2 separate regions of the Homo sapiens genome follow, and region 2 is linked to region 1. The links are chromatin loops, found by intact Hi-C in ENCODE. Cell type or tissue: ascending aorta. All regions are shown on one strand. Each heading gives the region's core, and the rest is flanking DNA. Links, peaks and the distances in the headings are about the cores only.

Evidence for each region. A loop is a pair of places that touch in the nucleus more often than their neighbours do. Peaks named below come from ENCODE experiments on the same cell type or tissue, not always from the same donor. Only the 100,000 strongest peaks of a DNase experiment are listed, where the experiment ranks them.
Region 2: a loop joins it to region 1, with 3 times the contacts of the local background. A loop is called at or near these places in 10 of 110 quality-filtered maps.

What each region holds. Positions count from the first base shown.
Region 1 is chr21:38,710,249-38,714,640 of GRCh38, reverse strand. No RefSeq gene overlaps it. Among named protein-coding and RNA genes, the nearest start is that of LINC00114, 61 kb to the left of the region's middle. In ascending aorta, for the core only: a CTCF peak has its summit at 2,339; a DNase peak (open chromatin) is centred at 2,380; H3K27ac peaks cover 651 bases.
Region 2 is chr21:38,658,123-38,662,514 of GRCh38, reverse strand. It overlaps a transcript of ERG not described here. Among named protein-coding and RNA genes, the nearest start is that of LINC00114, 110 kb to the left of the region's middle. In ascending aorta, for the core only: no CTCF peak of the experiment used is centred there; DNase peaks (open chromatin) are centred at 1,094 and 1,794; H3K4me3 peaks cover 4,000 bases; H3K27ac peaks cover 4,000 bases.

The sequences.
Region 1 (4,392 bases), core at 181-4,180:
CATTGCATCATTTATAATATGCATTGCAAACTCATGAGATATAGTCATGGGAGGAGAGTTGTTCCTCCCTCTGAAATGCATTAGTTAGATCAGCTGTAAATCAACTCAGTATTTCTTGGGCTTAATTTCTGTATAGACTTTCCACCCCCTTTGAGAATAATGCTATGCTTGGTTATTTGGCATTTTCTGGTTTCCTTACTACTTGATTGGCCTCTTTAGGTCACCCATTGTGTTTTTTAATCTTAATTTTTGGTGAGAAGTTTAGCCAATTGCTTCCAAGAACTACCTTCTTTAAAATAAAGAATAAAAATAGAAACAAAAACAAAAACCAGAAACAGCTTTCTGTTCTAGTCTCTTCTACATAACCCTGAGGATGCCGGGGAGGGCAGTGGGAGAGTGTGAACTTGTCGGAACATATGCTTTTGGTTGACTGTGTGAATGTGCATGGAACACTTACAAGTGATGACTGGAAGTCAAAGTTTCTATAAACTTTTTCCCACTGCCCCTGCCTACACATGGCAAACACCACCATGGGTGGAAAGAATTTTGCATTGACAGCTGGCAGACAGAGATCTTGGGCTCTGGGCTATAACTCGGGCAGCAGTGGGAGGGGAGCACAATTGGCAAAGGGGGAGGATATTTTAGTTCAATCTTATTTTCTTTCTGTTTTATTATCTTTGTGTTAGTAGAATATTGAACACGTGAATGCACCATAGTATCGTTTTGTATTTACTCATTTCAAGGCCAATTCTAGTCCAATGCAGGGAGACAGAACACAGCCAAATTACATTGTTTAATGTAACATACCAATTAAAACTTGGGGGAGAGGCTCGGGGATCTCAGCCTCTTTGGGTTTGGGGGTTTTAGTCTCTAAAATTAGAAAGTTGCTCAGGGAATCACTAAAGTCATTTTCAGCTTTAGCCCTTTAGAATTCTGGAATGGGTCCCTGTTTGTATGATTCTCAGTATCTTCTGCCTTGGATGATGGCAGTGAGTGAATCAGCAAGAGCATGTCCAACAAATAGTCTCAAGGTGGCTCCTGGAGAGACAATGGAAACGGAACAACACCGTGCATAACTAGCACAGTGGCAGAGGGTGGACACTCCCACCTGTGTTCAATTGTTGCACATCAATCTGCATCTTTTTTGGTCACCCCTGAGAAGTAAATCACTGGTGGGTTTGAAATATAGATACTTTATCATGATAAATCCTCTTCCACATCTATAATTCATAAATATTGAAGAAGTGGGTGAAGGAATAAAGAATTTGGAAAGTGTAATGCTTTTATGAAGCAGACTTTGTTGAGTTTATTTAAAGATTATGCATATTTTGTTGGGTTTTTGTGCTGTTAAACTCTTCAGGGAAGAAAGTTTGAACGGTTAATTAAGAAATACCTGTCAGAATTCTATGGTACAATGGAGGAACCATTCAGAAATCAAGAGTGGTTCTTCTAGATGAGTTAAAATTGCAGGGACCAGGGAGTCGGTCATGTGTCTGGATTTTGGAACTTCTTTAAGGAGCCATGAGATATGAATGCGCCCCCCCCCCGCCCCCCCCTCCCCCCACCAAATAACTCAGAGTATGGATTACCGAAGACAAGGCCAAGGGCAGTCTCTACAGATACAAATTATTTGTCCTTGGAGGAGATGGGGGAAAGTAAACTGACCCACTAAAACTAGGGGCTTCTATAGCAAGGAGAAGGTACTTCATATCCCTGAACAGATGTGCTGCTGAGGGCGGGTGGCTGTGCCCTCCCAGCCCCAGGAGCTTTATCTCCGCCTTTAGAGCTTTTGTCTGGGAGAGATATGAAGGGAGTTCAAAGGACCCTAGAAAGGACAGCCTCATATTAGGAAACAGGGCTGACAACTAGGCAGGACAGGGGACAAGCTTAGTCAGTACCTAGGGGTTTGCATTCATTTTACTGCTTGCAGTAAAACAATTTGAAAGCAGATGATACATTCAATGTATCAATACATAGGCTTCTTGGTGGTGATGCTGTATATATTTGCAGCAGACACCATCAGCTGCCCATCCAATGTACATGTCGTCCCCTTTCTATCTAACAAAACCCTCATATGGTTTGTGGCCTCAACATGCCTAGTTAAAGAAAAATAACTCACCCAGGCAACTCTGCTGTTTCCAAAAGCCATACGACATAACAGGGCATTCAAAAGAAGCTGTAAATCGCAGGAAAGGGAGGCCCTCCAGAATAAAAAGGAATTGCTTTTCTGCCTTTGTTCTAGTTATCTTTTTCTTTCTCTTTCCTGCTGGATGGTGAGCCTGAGGACTGTGGTGCAGCAGCACCTTGTGACCTTAAGGCAAAAGCACAGACAAGCACCTCTTGCTAAGGATGAAAAGCTGGAAACAGCCAGATGGCACCAGAGAGTCTGTCCTGCCTGAGCTGAGTTCACCCTGTGTCTATAAGCCACTGTTGGCTTTCCTGTTCCTTGCAGCCAGAGGCAATCCAAATTGATTCAATGTGCTTCTGTCAAGAAAGCTTAAGGTTGAATTTCTAAAAGCAGCATTATTGAAAGAAACTTATCTATCTTCTCTAAGACAGATTTTGCAAACTCAAGTGTTTTTAATGTCATGACATGTAACGCCAGGGTTTAGTAAACCTTTTCTGCAAAGGGCCAGATAATAAATGTTTTTGGCTTTGTAAGCCAAACACAGTCTGTAGCAACTGCACAACTCTGGTGTTGTAGTATGAAACGGCCACAGACAATACATTCATTAATATATTCTTCTTTGTGTTTTGGGAGATATGCCACACCTTTTCTCACTCTCCAAAGCATTGCAGGACGGTTGAATGCTAACTCAAAGCTGAAACACTTTTGACATTTTATTTGAGAAAAAAATAGAAATATTTCCCCTTTTGATCTTTACTTTTAAAGCCCCTTCAATTATTTTCTAACAATATTCTTTTAAAAATGTGGTCCCATCTTTCCGATTAGAGTAATATACAGGCATTGCAGGAAAAAATGGAAAAATCTATTTATTCTACTACACAGAAATTCACTTACTGACACACAAGACATACACATTAAAACAACAGAAGCTCAAATCCATTGAAATGAATATCTCACTAGACTCCACCAGCTTTGGGGCTGGTTTAGTGGTTGTTATAGGAGTTTCGCAGGAGCAGCTGATATAAAAACAGACAGAAATACAGGGATACTGGAGGACACTTTTGTGATGCCCTTCTTCACCTTCCTCTGAGATTGGACTGCTTATCAGAGCTGTTTTCTGGAGGAAGTACTCAGAATACAATGCAGGTTGATTACTTCTGCCACAGCATAATGTCTAGCAGGCATAGCAAAGTCAACCCATTTTCTTACCAAAGAAGGGATCTCTTGATATAATTATTACTACATCTTTTAATTTACTTTTATTCTGATGTTTTCAAAGAAATGCATGCTCATTATACAGAATTTAGAAACATACAAATACCAAGTAGTAAAAAAATAATAATGATATTTTCTCTCTATTCCTGAGCCAACTCATTATACATTGGCATATTTCCTTCCACTTTTATTTCTGGACATTTTCCCCCCTATACATTGTTGATTTTTTTTATTTTTTTTCCTGAAAAATCGTATTTCAAACATTTTCCTGCTATTTAGATCTCTCGATAATCATGTTTGAAGAAGGATATAGAACCCCATCAGAGTGACCCCTTCCCTCATGTTGGACATTTAGGCCTTTGATATTTTATTGCTATAAATAGCTGGCCAGGCACGGTGTCGCATGCCTGTAATCCCAGCACTATAGGAGGCCGAGGCGGGTGGATCACCTGAGGTCAGGAGTTCAAGACCAGCCTGGCCAACATGGTGAAACCCTGTCTCTACTAAAAAATACAAAAATTAACCAGGCATGGTGGCGGGTGCCTGCAATCCCAGCTACTCGGGAGGCTGAGGCAGGAAATTACCTGAACCCGGGAGGGAGAGGTTCCAGTGAGCTGAGATCACACCATTGCACTCCAGCCTGGGCTACAAGAGTGCAACTCCGTCTCAAAAACAAAACAAAACAAAATAAAACAAAACAGCGTTGCCCACAGATTATTTTCTCAGGACAGATGACGAGAATGAAATTACCAAATCAGAATATACGAAAAATGGTAAAGTCAAATTTTTTTCCATAAAAGTTGCTTATTTAAAAAGTTGTGCTGCTACATCCCCCCACAGGAAATCTTGCTGCACTTTCCCCCACACTAAATCACATGGTTGTCACTGTGGCTCTGTTGTTTTCTGATTCCAAGTGTGATTAAATGTGACTTTTTTTTACATCTCTTGATTTCTTTTTCTCCTTCTATTTTTCCTCCTCTCCTCTTTTCTTCCTCTGTCTTCTCCTTTCTTTTTCTTTTAAAAATACTTAGACCTTCTGCTGCGGTCTG
Region 2 (4,392 bases), core at 279-4,278, 52 kb after region 1:
GCATTTGTAGTTTCACGAAGGCTGTCCATCTTAACAGGGGAAAAACTTCCTTGGCTGGAGTCTCACATTTTAATGAGCTCATTTTGGCATCTCTAGGGTTAAAGATCCTCTCAGAACCTATAGGTACTGGAAAAGGCGGTTTCTAAACTCAGCTGCTCAGGTCCATTTTATTTTTTTCCCCCAGCAAACAGGAAATGGAGCCCTGAAACTTTTTTTTTTTTTCCTAACTGGAAAGTGCGCGGGGAGGGGGCACACTCACCCTGCCCACATCCAACCCTGAGCCTGACCCAGACTTGGGGGTCTCCGTGTGTTTTTTCTTCCCTCTCTTTTTTTCTATTATTTTGGCAGACTTTTTGGAATGTCTGGGAGCTAAGGGCTTTGCTTCATGGAGCAGAATTCTGAAGCAAGAAAAAGAGAAAGTTATAGACTAAACCACAGAAATGTAAACACGTCTGCAGCTAAAATAACTCCACTTTCATTGAAAACACTCCTCCCTCACAATCAGACTTCTGTGTGCTATGGTCAATAAAACTGCATGTTAATAGCGACCAATTAATAGATTATGTTGCTCGGCCTTAAAAGTTGAGGGAGTTTTAATTATTATTTTTCAAATTAAAGGAGTGCTTATTCCCTCCCTTCCCTTGGGGTGGGGGGCGGGGGGAGACTTAGCTTTCTTTCTGGCTGTTTGCTGAAATTCTTGGCTGTTAAAGTTTGGAGAGGGAGGGACATGGGTAGTTTTCACTTGGTCGGAATGGGGAGAGTGTGCAAGAGATCGCTGCGGGACAGGTTCCTAGAGATCGCTCCGGGACGGTCGTGACGGCCCCCGAGGGACATGAGAGAAGAGGAGCGGCGCTCAGGTAAGCTGGATTTTGCGGTCGGAATTCGCGTAGAAACGAAAACTTCTGGAAGGGGCTTAGCCCCGAGCCCCGGAGGCGGACAAGCTGAGCCTCCTGGCTGCACCCTTTGGAGGCTGCTGGTTGCAGACGCCGTCGTCTCCCAAGGGCGGCTGTCACCGCGTGCGTCGGTCAGACCAGGCCGCGGTGCCCTCGGCATCCCCGCGTCCCGGCGGCTGTATCCGGCTCCTCCCCACGACCGAGGTCCCGGGCACCGCGCCTCTCCCTCCGGACGCTCTGCGCGACGTCGTCCCAGTTCTCATCAGCATCGAGGGCAGTCCGCGGTCATTTTATAAACGTCTTAGTGTCGCAACCGTTTTCACTTTTACTATTTTCAATGTTTGCAACGGTTTTCAATGAGGCTGGAAAAATATCACTTCTCGCTAAAAGCGACCCCGAGTTAGGAGGAGCGCGCACCCCCGCGGCTCCCCCTCCCACACTTTCCCTCCCCTGACCCCCTCTCCTCCCCTCTGGTCCTTCCCTTGCTCCTCGCCCCTCCAGTAGTCGCGTGCTGGGTTCCTTTCCTGCTGGGGCCGGACTCTCTCCTCCGGCCGTCCCAGCCTCTGCTCCTCCGCCTCCCTCCTCCTCTTCCTCCTCCTCCGCCTCCTCCTCTTCCTCCTCCTCTTCCTCCCGGAGCCGCCAGCCGCGTCCTAAACCCGAGCAGGGCGCGTAGTGTCCAAACCTGCCCGCGCGGCCCGCGCTCTTGGCCCCGAGGGCGCGCGCACGGACACGCGAGCACACCCACACCCACGCGCACACGGACACGCGCGCACTCGAAGACTCCCGCGCGCTCGCACCCACGCGCACCTGGCCACGCGCGTGCATTCCCGCCCACGCGTCCCTGCCCCGCCCCCGGCGCGCACTCCGGGTTCGCAAGTCGCGCGTCGGGGCGGCCGCCCTGCTCCGCGATTGGCGGGAGCCGGAGCCTCCCTGAACCCGGCGCCCACACCATGGGCTGAGCCCGTCGGCGCCGAGGGAGTTAGTGCGACCCGGCTCGGCGCGCACGGCCAAGGCACGCGCGCTGGCACACGCGGGCGCGGACACGCGCGGACACACACGTGCGGGACACGCCCTCCCCCGACGGCGGCGCTAACCTCTCGGTAAGTCCAGCGCCCCACGCGACCTGCCCGGCTCCCACGCTGGCTACAGCGGCTGCGGGGACGGGGAGGAAGGCAGCGGGGTGGCCCTAGGGGCTCACTCTGCAGGGCTCTTCCGACGGCGCCGGGACAGGTGGGGCGTCCAGCGCCGGGAGGGACGGCTCGCCAGTGCGGGGTCCCAGGGAGGCGCGTGCAGTCGGGTGCGGATGGAGAGGAGGGGGCACCCCGAAATTGACAAGGGCCAGGAGAGCACACCGCGGGGACTTCATCTGGGGCCCCGACCAAGAGGTTATTTGTCCTTGTCTGGAGTGGAAATCAGGGTTGAACTAAAAAAGCTGACGCTTGGCCTAAAGTAGGGACCAGGTTTGAGGCTGGGTTGTCACTGTCCGCTGGGTCCTGATGGTGGAATGACCCCCGACGGCGCCTTCCCGCACACCCCGCAACACCGGCTCTGGGACCAGCTCTCAGCGCCAGGAGCGGTCCCTTTCCTTTCCCACTCTCAGTCTCAGTCTTTTCACCTTTCCATTCTTCAGCCTGCAGCTGTTAAGTTTATTTGCCTCCAGTTTACCACCCTAATTGCAAAACTTGGCATGTTAAAAAAAATATAGTCTGTATTTTATCAGCTAGCCTTACCTGGTTTCTGTCTGAAATACATCGTCCGTTTATTGCTATGGTATGTTGCATAGATGCATAGAGGCATTAATTATCTTTTAAGTACAGGACAAATTCTGTTATTAATAGCAGACTACACTGCGCAATAAAATGGATAAACAATTTCAATGAGGATGTGGATTTAATACAACTCATCGTTAATCTAAAGATAGTTTCCTTTATCTTTCAAAATAACATATTCGTATGTGCTACAGGTTTCACTCTGTACATGTCTCTATAGCTTTTGTAGTTCAGAAAACTTTCAATGTGAGTAAAAATACATTTTATTCTTCCCTGGGTGACATACATAGGACACAGAGTTTATTTACCTTTGGGACTATTTTTGACTGTTTTCCATTCTCTCCAAGTAGTTTAGAGCCCCTGAAGGGAGAACTGTCACAGTCCCAAAGTTAACCCTTGCTCCGCTGGCATTGGCTGGTGCCCGCTCCCGGGGCAGGCCAGAGCTCATAGCCTTCATCCACAGGAGGATCAGGCAACAGACGTTGCGAAGAACCCAACCATGTAAATTAATTCACCATGTGTCAAATTATTAATAAGCTAATTACACCATTGAAATTATAATTCTAGCAGAAACGGTGAGCTATGTAAACTTGTGGCTAATATATCAAGTTTTACAATTCTCAAGAAAGGCTTTAGAAGAGCTACACACATCACAAATGCTATTTGCCATTTGGTAATCCTAGCTTCGGTTTGGGTCAATGGCTTTTGGAAAGTACACTGAATTAGCAAATGGGTAATCCGTCTCAAGATATTTGTTAAGGAATATATAATTCCAGTAGCACTTATAATTCCAGTTTCTTCTCTTTTGTAACATTTTATAATTACTTCATTCTATTTAAAAAAATTTAGAGTAGAATTGTAGTACATGATTTCACGTTTATCTGTTATTTCATGAGGAATTATTGGTGATTTAATCTTTAGCTAAAATTTAGAAAATTAGCATTTACCATTGAAGGGATTGTGTGAGGGGCTGCATTCACACCTGTATATAAACATTCCCCCCTCCACGTTCCACGTTTTGCTTTTATATTAAAGAAAAACCTTGTTGAGTTTTTAATCTTATAAAATCAGATATTTTATTTGTGGTAAGACCTAAGATCCCAATGGAATACCAGATACATAAGTAAGAAGGAAAGCATCTCTGAAAGACGTCAGAAGGAATGTGTAACTCACATACTATTCTACAATGTTATACGTTATGTATCTTTTAAATGCATCTCACATTGTAAGTAGGGTAATAGGAAACTTTCAACACTTTTTTTTTCTAAAAGTAATATTAGTTTTTATTTTTATCTTGCTATCTTTAAACAAAAAAGAAATAAAAGGGGGAATTTATTTCTTCTCAAAACAGAAGAGCTAATGTTTCTGGAATCGTTTCCTATTCCCAGGCAAAAACCGATAGCAAGTCAGTCCCGGTCATAGGATCTGGAGTGGTGGGAAGACATTGTCATAGTGAATAAATGTCTGATGCCTGTTATTTCATAGAACTCCATTGAGAAGGTGTCGACACAGAGCCACCTACGTTTCTAATGAGACTTATGGAGCCTGGGAAGCAGTTTGGTCAAGGTGGCAAAATCCCAGCTCTGTGAGGCATCAGGTCACTTCTCAGTTTAAGTTGACAGCTGATCTCTCTGAATGCAGGTCTCTTTTTGTCACCTCTTTGCTTCTTTACCCCTTGCGTCTGAGCAGTTTTCCAGAGAGCAGGAGTATGGCAAAGGAGTTCTTTTTTC